Regions from separate parts of the Homo sapiens genome. Here region 1 is linked to region 2. A link is a loop called in an ENCODE intact Hi-C map of the cell type or tissue named here. Cell type or tissue: gastrocnemius medialis. All regions are shown on one strand. Each heading gives the region's core, and the rest is flanking DNA. Links, peaks and the distances in the headings are about the cores only.

Evidence for each region. Peaks named below come from ENCODE experiments on the same cell type or tissue, not always from the same donor. Only the 100,000 strongest peaks of a DNase experiment are listed, where the experiment ranks them.
Region 1: it touches region 2 in a loop (9-fold over the local background); 21 of 110 quality-filtered maps call a loop at or near these places.

Annotation. Positions count from the first base shown.
Region 1 is chr17:69,391,852-69,397,242 of GRCh38, forward strand. No RefSeq gene overlaps it. Among named protein-coding and RNA genes, the nearest start is that of MAP2K6, 20 kb to the right of the region's middle. In gastrocnemius medialis, for the core only: CTCF peaks have their summits at 3,062 (motif pointing left) and 3,270; a DNase peak (open chromatin) is centred at 3,030.
Region 2 is chr17:69,331,999-69,337,389 of GRCh38, forward strand. It overlaps LOC105371878 (a long non-coding RNA gene), which reads left to right. Exons shown (of 4, transcript XR_934949.2): 2 at 3,210-3,328. Among named protein-coding and RNA genes, the nearest start is that of ABCA5, 7.6 kb to the left of the region's middle. In gastrocnemius medialis, for the core only: a CTCF peak has its summit at 3,214 (motif pointing right); no DNase peak of the experiment used is centred there; H3K4me3 peaks cover 428 bases; H3K27ac peaks cover 4,525 bases.

The DNA.
Region 1 (5,391 bases), core at 240-5,239, 60 kb after region 2:
CATACTTCCTGAGACTCATCGTGGAGATGCTGTAAACCTAGCACATTTCATTATCTAAATGTGACAACATGAAAATAATATTTTTTTTGCATTTGTAACATTCAAGAATGCTCATAACCTTCGGGGAAATAGGTCTTTGTTCCTGAGTATTACAAATGCATGGCATAAATTGTCTGTTCCGATGTACAGAAATAGAACTAAGAGTGTGTACATATAGCATCTTGAAAAATGATTTCATATTACTTGTTATTCTGCTTCTAAAGCATTATACAAAATTGATTGAAGAGGAAACTGGAATAGAATATCATCCAGCACGGATGAAGGTTTCTGCTTAGTTCTTCATCCCCCTCATGACATTTGTAAAGTGCAGTTATTATTGTTATGTATTATTATTTTTATTTCAATAAGTTTTTGGGGGAACAGGTGGTGTTTGGTTACATGAATAAGTTCTTTAGTGCTGATTTCTGAGATTTTGATGAACCCATCACCCGAGCAGTGTACACTGTATCCAATATGTAGTCTTTTATCTGTCACCCACCTCTCACCCTTTCCCCTGAGTCCCCAAAGTCCATCTTATCATTATTATGCTTTTGTGTCTTCATAGCTTAGCCCCCACTTACAAGTGAGAACATACAACGTTTAGTTTTCCATTCCTGAGTTACTTCACTTAGAATAATGGTCTCCAATTCCATCCCAGTTGCTGCAAATAAAGTGCTGTTTTTAAGACACAAGGCTCAGTTCATTTTCTGGAAGGCACCCCAATAGATATTTGCTCAGCTCTTGCTGCAGAAACTTTTTTTTTCTTTGAAAGAATCTCAGTCACTGTAAACATGAAATCTTAAAAATACTCAATTTTCGGCTGGGCTCGGTGGCTCATGCCTGTAATCCCAGCACTTTGGGAGGCCGAGAAAGGTGGATCATGAGGTCAGGAGTTTGAGAACAGCCTGGCTAACATAGTGAAATCCCATCTCTACTAAAAATACAAAAAATTAGCCGGGTGTGGTGGTGAGCACCTGTAATCCCAGCTACTTGAGAGGCTGAGGCAGGAGAATTGCTTGAACCCGGGAGGCGGAGGTTGCAGCGAGCCGAGATCACGCGACTACACACCAGCCAGGGCGACAGTGCGAGACTCCGTCTCAAAAAAAAAAAATTAATTTTCTTCACTTATGATCTACTCAAAACTAGCACTGATCATAAATTTCTTAAAAATGTACTATTTAAAAGTTAAAGTTAGATTAAACTTAAAAGATTTAAATTAAAAGGGGTTAAATGTAACATTTTTAGTCAAGTCAAAAATTTAACTTTAGAGTCTATAAGAACCCAAGAATATGATAAAAATATTATGGAAAGAAAGCAATAGAGCATGCTACCTGTAGGTTGGGCTTTAAAGTCTTTTTGAATATATTAAAGCTTCAATATAAGTCTATGAATATCTTTTTGAAATCCTGCAGATTCTTACAGGATAGCTTTCACATCTGGATTTCTCTTAATATTGATAAAGGAAGAAGAGTTATTTTCTATGTATGTTTTTTAACTCATTATGATGGAAGGTAAATATTTCAGCTAATACAAAATTATCTAATTTTTCTTTGTTTTCTGGTTCTTCTTACCTCTAATCCCAAACAATCCATGCAGATCATTCTGGATAGATAATAAACAATTATTTTAAACAAATATTCAATGAATAAATCTTTAATAAGAATTTCTCCATTTTAAATAATAATAAAATATCCTTAATACATGCCTAAACCTCTCTGTTATTTATTCATCAGGTATCCAGGCCACTAGGGAAAACATATTTTAAAAATATGCCTAACAGCTAGGTGCAGTGGCACACACCTGTAGTTCCAGCCGCTCTGGAGGCTGAGGCTGGAGGACTGCTTGAGCCTAGTCGTGTGAGACCAGCCAGGGCTACATAGCAAGACCCCTATCTCTAAAAAATAAATAAATACATACAATGCCTAACATAAATTTTTTAATTGAACCAATTGGTTAATTAACAAGTTAACTAGTGAAAAGGCAGCAACCACTAGTAATGGTTACAAGGAAAAAATTAATAAAAAGGTAATGGGGTAGTGCACGGTGGTTCATGCCTGTAATCCCAGCACTTTGGGAGGCTGAGGCAGGCAGATCACTTGAGGTCAGGAGTTCAAGACCAGCCTGGCCAACATGGCAAAACTCCGCCTCTACTAAAAATACCAAAAATTAGCCAGCTGTGGTGGCAGGCGCCTGTAGTCCCAGCTGCTCAGGAGGCTGAGGCAGGAGAATGGCTTGAACCTGGGAGGTGAAAGTTGCAGTGAGCCAAGATCATGCCACTGCATTCTAGCCTGGGCAACTCAGTCTCAAAAGAAAAAAAAAAGTTAATGGGTGTAAGAAATACATAGCCAGAATAAATAAAATGGAAGAATGTTGAATCTTAAGGTCCTAATGTACTCAAATGGTTGGAAAGACCAAAATAATGTCATCTATATCTGTATCTATCTATCTATCTATCTATCTATCTATCTATCTATACACGCATATATGTGTATGTGTGTGTGAATATATATACACACATATATACACACATATATATACACATATATACACACACACATATATATATACACATATATATACACATATACGTATATATACACACATATATATACACATATACATATATATACACACACATATATATAGAGAGAGAGTTTTTTGAGACGGAGTCTTGCTCTGTCGCCCGGGCTGGAGTGCAGTGGTGCAGTATCAGCTCACTACAACCTCCGTCTCCCGGGTTCAATCGATTCTCCCGCCTCAGCCTCCTGGGTAGCTGAGATTACAGGCACCTGCTATCATGCTCCGCTAATTTTTGTATTTTTGTAGAGACGGGGTTTCAGCATGTTGGCCAGGCTGGTCTTGAACTCCTGACCTCAGGTGATCCTCTCGCCTCGGTCTCCCAAAGTGCTGGGATTACAAGCGTGAGCCACCACGCCTGGCCAGTATAAACACCGATCCTTGAAGCTGAGCAACTCTTACCATCTCTCATTAACCACCACTACGCCCCCTGCTGTTCACTTTGTTAATCTACGACATTATATGGCCGAGGGCCTATATAATGCATGTCCAGGCTATTCAGCTGTCCTTTAAATTCATTCCACACTGTGGAATGGAATTGTTTTCTCCAGATGGCCTCCATTTCCTCTTCACAAGCATCCAACAGTGTTTTGATTTCCCTCAATAAAAAAAAAATTCTTCTCCCTTCCCCTTTCATTAGACTAAGCATTTCTATTAATATTTCCTCACATTGGTGTTAACAGTTCTCTAATTTCAGAGCTTTCTTATCTCTGGTCTTAAAATATTTTCTTTTATCTGCCAGGCGCGGTGGCTCATGCCTGTAATCCCAGCACTTTGGGAGGCCAAGGCAGGCGGATCACTTGAGGTCAGCAGTTTGAGACCAGCCTGACCAAGATGGTGAAACCCTGTCTCTACTAAAATTACAAAAATTAAGCTGTGTGTGGTGGTGCACGCCTGCAATCCCAGGTACTCAGGAGGGTGAGGCTGGAGAATCGCTGGAACCTGGGAGGCGGAGGTTGCAGTGAGCCGAGATCGGGTCACTGCACTCCAGCCTGGGCGGCAGAGTGAGACTCCATCTCAAAAAAAAAAAAAAAGAAGAAAAGATTTTCTTTTATCATTTGGTAGGACACATGTTCTTACATCCTAATTTTCTTCCATATCAAATACTATATCTTTGTTCTCAAGAAAGAAGCCAATGTGTGGAAATTTAATACCAATAATAATAGCCAAAACCTCAATAGCTAATAGCTCTTAAGTACATATGCACCAGGCACTATTTTGTACCCGGCACTCTTTTTAGTGCTTTTAGTGTAATTAATTCACTTAATCTTCTCAACCACGCCATAGGGTAGGTACTATTGTCATCAACTTTTTGCAGGTGGGGAAACTGAGGCATAGAAAGTGATTTGCTTAGCTTGACATGACAGAACTAGCAATTTGGGAGCTGGGAGTCCAACCCAGGCAGTGTGGCTTCAGAGCTTGTGCTTTGATCCCCTCACAACTATGGCCAAACTATATAGCTATAGTGTAGTCAAATTACATCTATGGACAACTGAAGAAGATAATGGAAACCAGAATGGGTGATGGAAGCAAGTGCCAGCATTGTGTCAATTTATCTGCTTCTACGGAGTACAGTACAGGAAAACAAAATCTTCCAAGCATATGTTCTTGGTATTTGACACTTTACTAAATCTCTACCAAAGTCTTCAAATGGAAAAGCGGAGCTCCAAATTCACATTCGCTTGAATTTTTATTGTATATAATGCTTCACGGTATTTATAGCCTAAATCACAATGAATAGTATCCCATCAGCTGAAACGTCTTAAGTCTTAACCATCATCTAACTGTTCAGCCGAATGAAAACAATGATGATCATAATTGGAGCTGAAATAACAGAGAAGCTCATTTACTCTGAGATATGAGGCAGGGACAATTTCCCATGAAATGAACCTAATTTTTTCCCTTAATCTGAAATTGATTACTTTGCTTTTTTGGTATATTAATTTGGTGTTCAAGGTATAAATTATAAGAAGATCAAATATGCTTTAAACTGAAACTCTTATTTTTCTTTGTTAATATCTGACCATATCTACTAACTTACATGAAATAGTTGCTTGTAATTTAATATGATATACTGTCATCTGGATATTTGCTACTTTTTCCAGCCTAAACTGGTTTCAATAAAGCACTTGACTTTAAGGAATACTCATCGTATCTAATCTTCTATTTTTTTTTCCTTTTTTGAGATGGAATCTAGTTCTGTTCCCTGGGCTGGAGTGCAGTGGCACAATAATGGCTCACTGTAACCTCCTCCTCCCGGGTTCAAGCAATTCTCCTGCCTCAGCGTCCCGAGTAGCTGAGACTACAGGCACGTGCCACCACACATGGCTAATTTTTGTATTTTTAGTATAGATGGGTTTTACCATGTTGACCAGGCTGGTCTTGAACTCCTGACCTCAAGTGATTCTCTGCCTCAACCTCCCAAAGTGCTGGGGTTACACGTGTGAGGCTCCGTGCCCGACCTGACTCTTCTATTTACATAAACTTTAAAAAAGATGTTATTTGTAATTGACACATAGTAATAGTACATGTTTATGGGAAACGGTGTGATGTTTCAATACATGTGTACATTGTATAATGATCAAATCAGGGTAGTTAGCATGTCAAGCACCTCAAATCTTTATCATTTCTTTATGATGATAACTTTCAAGATCCTATTTTATAGCTATCTTGAAATATATACTATATTAACCTTAAAGATACATAGGATAGGTATTAAATACTAAAATCCCTTCCCAAATCATATGTGAATGGGAGAAAAAACTAGCAAGCAGC
Region 2 (5,391 bases), core at 254-5,253:
CCTAAGATCTATTGCTGGTGAGTTCTGAGAAACTGTAAAAAAGGAAAAAGATGATAGATCACTTGCTTAAAACATGGTGAAAAGGTAGACATTGAAAACTGTAGAACAGAAAAGTAAAACTCCAGAGTCCATAGTTAAATGTATTAGAATTTGGTGGTCACTCGGAACCAGACTGACTAAAATAAGACAAGTCACACCACACTTCTTTATTTGATCTTTGAGAGAAGATGGAATGTTATGGCCATGATATAAATTAATTTCAGCAAAGCATTTAATCCAGTCTTTCATATCTTTGTGGATGTGCCTAAAATAGGGGCCTGATTTAATTATGATTAGGTAAATTCAAAATTAGTTGGATAACTGTACCCTGATTTTTGTTCATATTTTTCATAAATTACATAGGTGAAGAAATCATTGTGGTCAAATCAACAGGTGAAACAAAAACTACATAGCATAGCAAATATGACTGAAGACAGAACCAGAAAACAAAATTATTTTAACAATTTGAACTGTGAGCTAAAACCTAAAAGATAAAATTTAACATAAATATATGAAAATGTCTGCATTCAAGTTGAAAAATACAATAGCACAAGTACAAAGTGGGATGGGTTGTAGCTTAGCCATGCGAAAAACATTCAGAGGTTTTAGTGTCTGCCAAGATCAATGTGAGGATAGCCTGAAGTTATACCTCTAACACTTCCATTTGAAAATACTGCCCTACCTTCCTCCTCCCTTTCATCCCCTTGCCAATATTCCCCTGGAATAGGCAGAATAATGATCCCCACCCCCACTCGTCCTAATCCCTGGAACCTGTGAATATGTTCATTTATGTGGAGAAATGGATTTAAGATTGGAGATGGAATTAAGGTTGCTAATTAGCTGATCTTAAAATCAAGGAGATTTTCCTTGATTATCTCAGTGGATGCAATATAATCACAAAGGTTTTTAAAAGTAAAAGAGAGAGGCAGAAGAGGAGACTAGAATTATGTGATGGGAGAACTCAATCCACCACTGCTGGCAGTGAAGATGGAGGAAGGGATGTGGATGGCCTCTAGAAGTTGGAAAAGGCCGGGAAACGGATTATCCCTTAGAACCTCCAGGAAGGAACAGAGAGCCCTGGGAACACCTTGACTTTATCGCAGAGAGATCTGTGTGTTGAACTTCTGTTTGTTTGTTTGTTTGTTTGTTTTTGAGATAGGTTCTCACTCTGTCGCCTAATCTGGAGTGCAGTGAGGAAATCATAGCTCACTGCAGCCCCAATTTTCTGGGCTCAAGCGATTCTCCTGCCTCAGCATCCTAAGTAGCTGGGATTGTAGGTGCATGCCACCCATCCAACTAATTTTTTAATTTTCTGTAGTGATGGGGGTCTTACTGTGTTGCCCAGGCTGGTCTTGAATGCCTGGGCTCAAGCCATTCTCCTGCATCAGCCTCCCAAAGTGCTGGGATTACAGGCGTGAGCCACTGTGCCCCACCTGTATTGGACTTCTAACCTACAGAACTGTAATAATAAGTTTGTGTTGTTTTAAATCACTAAAGGCTGTGGCAATTTGTCAGGGAAGCAAGAGAAAAGCTAGTACACTTTTTATATTGTATTTTCCTTCTCTGCATTGCAATGCTGTGCTTATTTAGCATCCACATGTCCTTTCTTCTCTCTTGTCTCTCTAAGGAAGCAACATGATGCCATAGAAGGGACAATAACTATTACTTAGATGTTGTGGATTTAGAAACTTAGTAACTGATGTGACTCCATGATCATATATTACTCATGGTTAGTTTCCATAATCACTGTTTCCTAATTTGTAAAACAGAAATCTAAAATAGCTTCCTTCTTTGACTCTGTGCTGCTTCAAAGAACTTATGAGATGAGGTATAGGAAATAATAAAATCCAACTGTTGAGCATGTAATATGTGCTGCATACTCTTCTATATGCTTTATGTGTAGCCTTTTATTTGATCTCTGCAATGATATGTGAGCTGTGAACTATTATTTTTTCTTCACCGAGGTAGAGAAGTACTCTGAAAACTATAAAGTACCAGAAATTATAAATAAATGGATGTCCTGTAGGGAATCAATGTACAATGAAGAAAAAAAGTTTTTTCAACTAATAATTTTCTGGAAACTTTTTGTTTTCTTAAACTTTACTGATACTAGCTTTCGATATTTGTACCTTGAACATTTCCATCACAGTTATTCTCTTTCTTCATTAATCTGTCCATTCATTCTGTAAATATTTGTGAATTACCTATTACATGTCAGGTACTATCCTAAGCCTTTGGGATAGAACAGTGGATGAAACAGACATGGCTCTAGCTGTTTAGGATTATTGATTGCAATGAGGGCTATAAAATGGGAAGTGACAAAGAAGTGTGGTCAGTAGCATCATGGGAATAGTGGTCCATAGAAGGACATTGGTGATTCATCTAATACAGACCTGGGGTGTCAAGGAACATTGTTTAGAGGAAGACATATCTAAAGATTTGAAGGCTAAGTAGGAGTTAGGCAAAGTGGAAGCAGAGAAAATTCCAAAAGAATAGTTACCTTCGCCGGGCACAGTGGCTCATGCCTGTAATCCCAGCACTTTGGGAGGCCAAGGCGGGCGGATCACCTGAGGTCGGGAGGTTGAGACCAGCCTGACCAACATGGAGAAACCCCGTCTCTACCAAAAATACAAAATTAGCTGGGTGTGGTGGCGCATGCCTGTAATCCCACTTACTCAAGAGGCTGAGGCTGGAGAATTGCTTGAAACTGGGAGGTGGAGGTTGCGGTGAGCCGAGATTGAGCCGTTACACACCAGCCTGGGCAACAAGAGCAAAACTCCATCTCAAAAAAAAAAAAAAAGAAATAGTTACCTTCAGTATTTCTGCCTCTTCGTCATTTACATTGACTTTCTTTTTCTCTCTCTCTCTCTTTAAACTCAAGTAGATCCTTCTTTAAGTTTTATTCCCAAAATATAATTTGATATTAACTTCTTGTAAAATTTTCAAACATTTCATATTTAATAAGCTCTTTATAACCCATGTTTGTCTGATCTCACATTCTTTTAATCCAATAATCAAGCAATGTTTGATTAAAGGGTACTTTATTTCCCTATTCAAGTAGAACATGGCCTTCTGTTATTAGCTAATTATAATATAAATAAAATTCAAAATAAACAAGCAAATGTTTCCTGTATAATTTCATTCTTGTGGTTGCTTTCCTTTGCCACTAGATGGTACTTGTATGCCTGAGAGACCAAAATGCTGATTCCGTTTACCTTCCTGGAAACTGTAAAACTAACCAATCAGAGGATCAGGTCATTGAGAAGAAGAAACTTGCCCAACCTAAGATGTAAGTGATCCCGGTTTTTAAATTTATCCTTAAAAATTAACCCAACATTATCTTTTCTCTTTAGATAAATATGACAGTAAAACATTTTAAATTAAATTAGCTTTAATTTTTGCCCATTTTTTACCAACCCCCATACCCCTTTTTTTTTTTTACATTTCTTTACTTTTACTTTCTAATGATACTGCTTTTCTAACATCCTAACCTGGAAAATTGGATTACTTGTTCCTTATTGGAGGCCCTCCACCCTCCAAGCTCCTTGTCTAAGCTAATGCTTTTCTTTCTACTTTGAAAAGCCACTACCTCCCTTCTGACCCCTCCCTCATAGTTTTTATTTTCAGAAATCCTAGTCATTCTTCAAGGCACATTTCAACTAGTACCACTATCATGAAGTTTTTCCTGTTACTATTACTTGAAAATGCCTTCTTCTGATTCCTTTTCCATTCTTCTAACAATTTTAGTAATTTGTTTGATAATACGTGTAATGTATTATTCTAAAGAGCTATATGCATCTCCATAGCAATTAGGCTTCCTGCATTGTGATTATTTATGAAATTTACTTAATCTCTGTACTATACAATGTTTGCCTCTTGAGTGCAGAGACTGTCTTAGTAGTCTATATATCCTGAAATATTTTACATATTATTATTTATTGAATTGGGTTTAATGTTAATATCCATAAGACTATTGCAAAAAACTCTAAGAATAACAAAATAATACGGTGATTCTTAATGGTAGTCTCATGTGTGAGTTGGATGAAATTCATTAGCAAAACCTGTGGAATCAAATCATCTTTTCCCCATTTTCCCTTTTTTCCCATGGCATGAGACTCCTGCCTTCTCCAAATATATAGAAATAATGAATAGAGTATGAGTATTTTAAAATATAAAGCTGAGTTTAAAACAGAGACAGCAAAGGCTTCAGATACCAGAATTGAAGAAGAAATTCAAAGTCACAATAATAAGGTCCAGGAGCTGAGGTTTAACCCCATTTGGGACTAAAAGATGTGGTCCTAAAGCCACTTATGAGGATCTGGAACTAACATTCCTACATAAACTAGAACCCTAAAGAGGTTTTCACTTTTTGAAGCCTTAGAAGTCTAGGATGAGTAGGGGTGAGAGTAATGGTTCCTGTGAATATTGAAAGCCTCTGCCAATGGAAATCTAATTTTACCTTATCATTTGAAAAGAGAATCCTAAGAAAGAGCCAGGCCCTATAGAAGCAAATATAAAATCCTTGATGAGGACATATACACAACTCAGGAAACAAAAGAATCCCACAGAATAAATGGCTTTCAGTAAAGGTGAGCTCTCAATAAAATTTGCACACTACACAAAGAAACAATCTACCAAAAGGCATATGAGAAGACACAACAAATAGAAAAATCTGTGCCCCAACCACTTGAGTTAATAAAGCAATCTGACCACTAGGTGCAGTGACACACACCTGTAATCCCAACACTTTGGAGGTCCAAGGCAGGAGGATTGCTTGAGGCCTAGATTTGAGACCAGCCTGGGCAACATAGTGAGACCCTGTCTCTATCAAAAACAAAACAAAACAAAACAAAAAAAAACCTGGAAGTGACTATCAAAGAAAAATCCATAAAATGATTAAAAACATAAAGGAAAATAAAAATCAAATGAAGGAAAAGTATAAGAAAAAATAAAAATATTTGAAAAAAGGAATTTATTGATCTATTAATAATTTTGATACTTATTGAACATCTGCAGAGTTCTAGCACTGTTCTGGGTTCCAAAGATAAAATAGTGAATAAGATACGTGAATTTCCTACTGTCATAGAGCTTATTTCTATTAAAAATAAAAAGCTCTACATATGGGTTAAATAGATGGACTAGATACAGTGAAAGAGATAATTATTAAATTGGAAAATAAATCTGAAGAAATTATACAGAGGATTAAAAAATGGAGAGTATAAAAGTGAAGTTATATCCTTAAGAGTATAATAACAAGATCTAACACATATTTAATAGAAGATCTAAAAAGAAAGAAAAGAAATAAAATGGAGGGGAGGCCTGATTCAAAGAGAAGATAGCAGAGAATGTGTG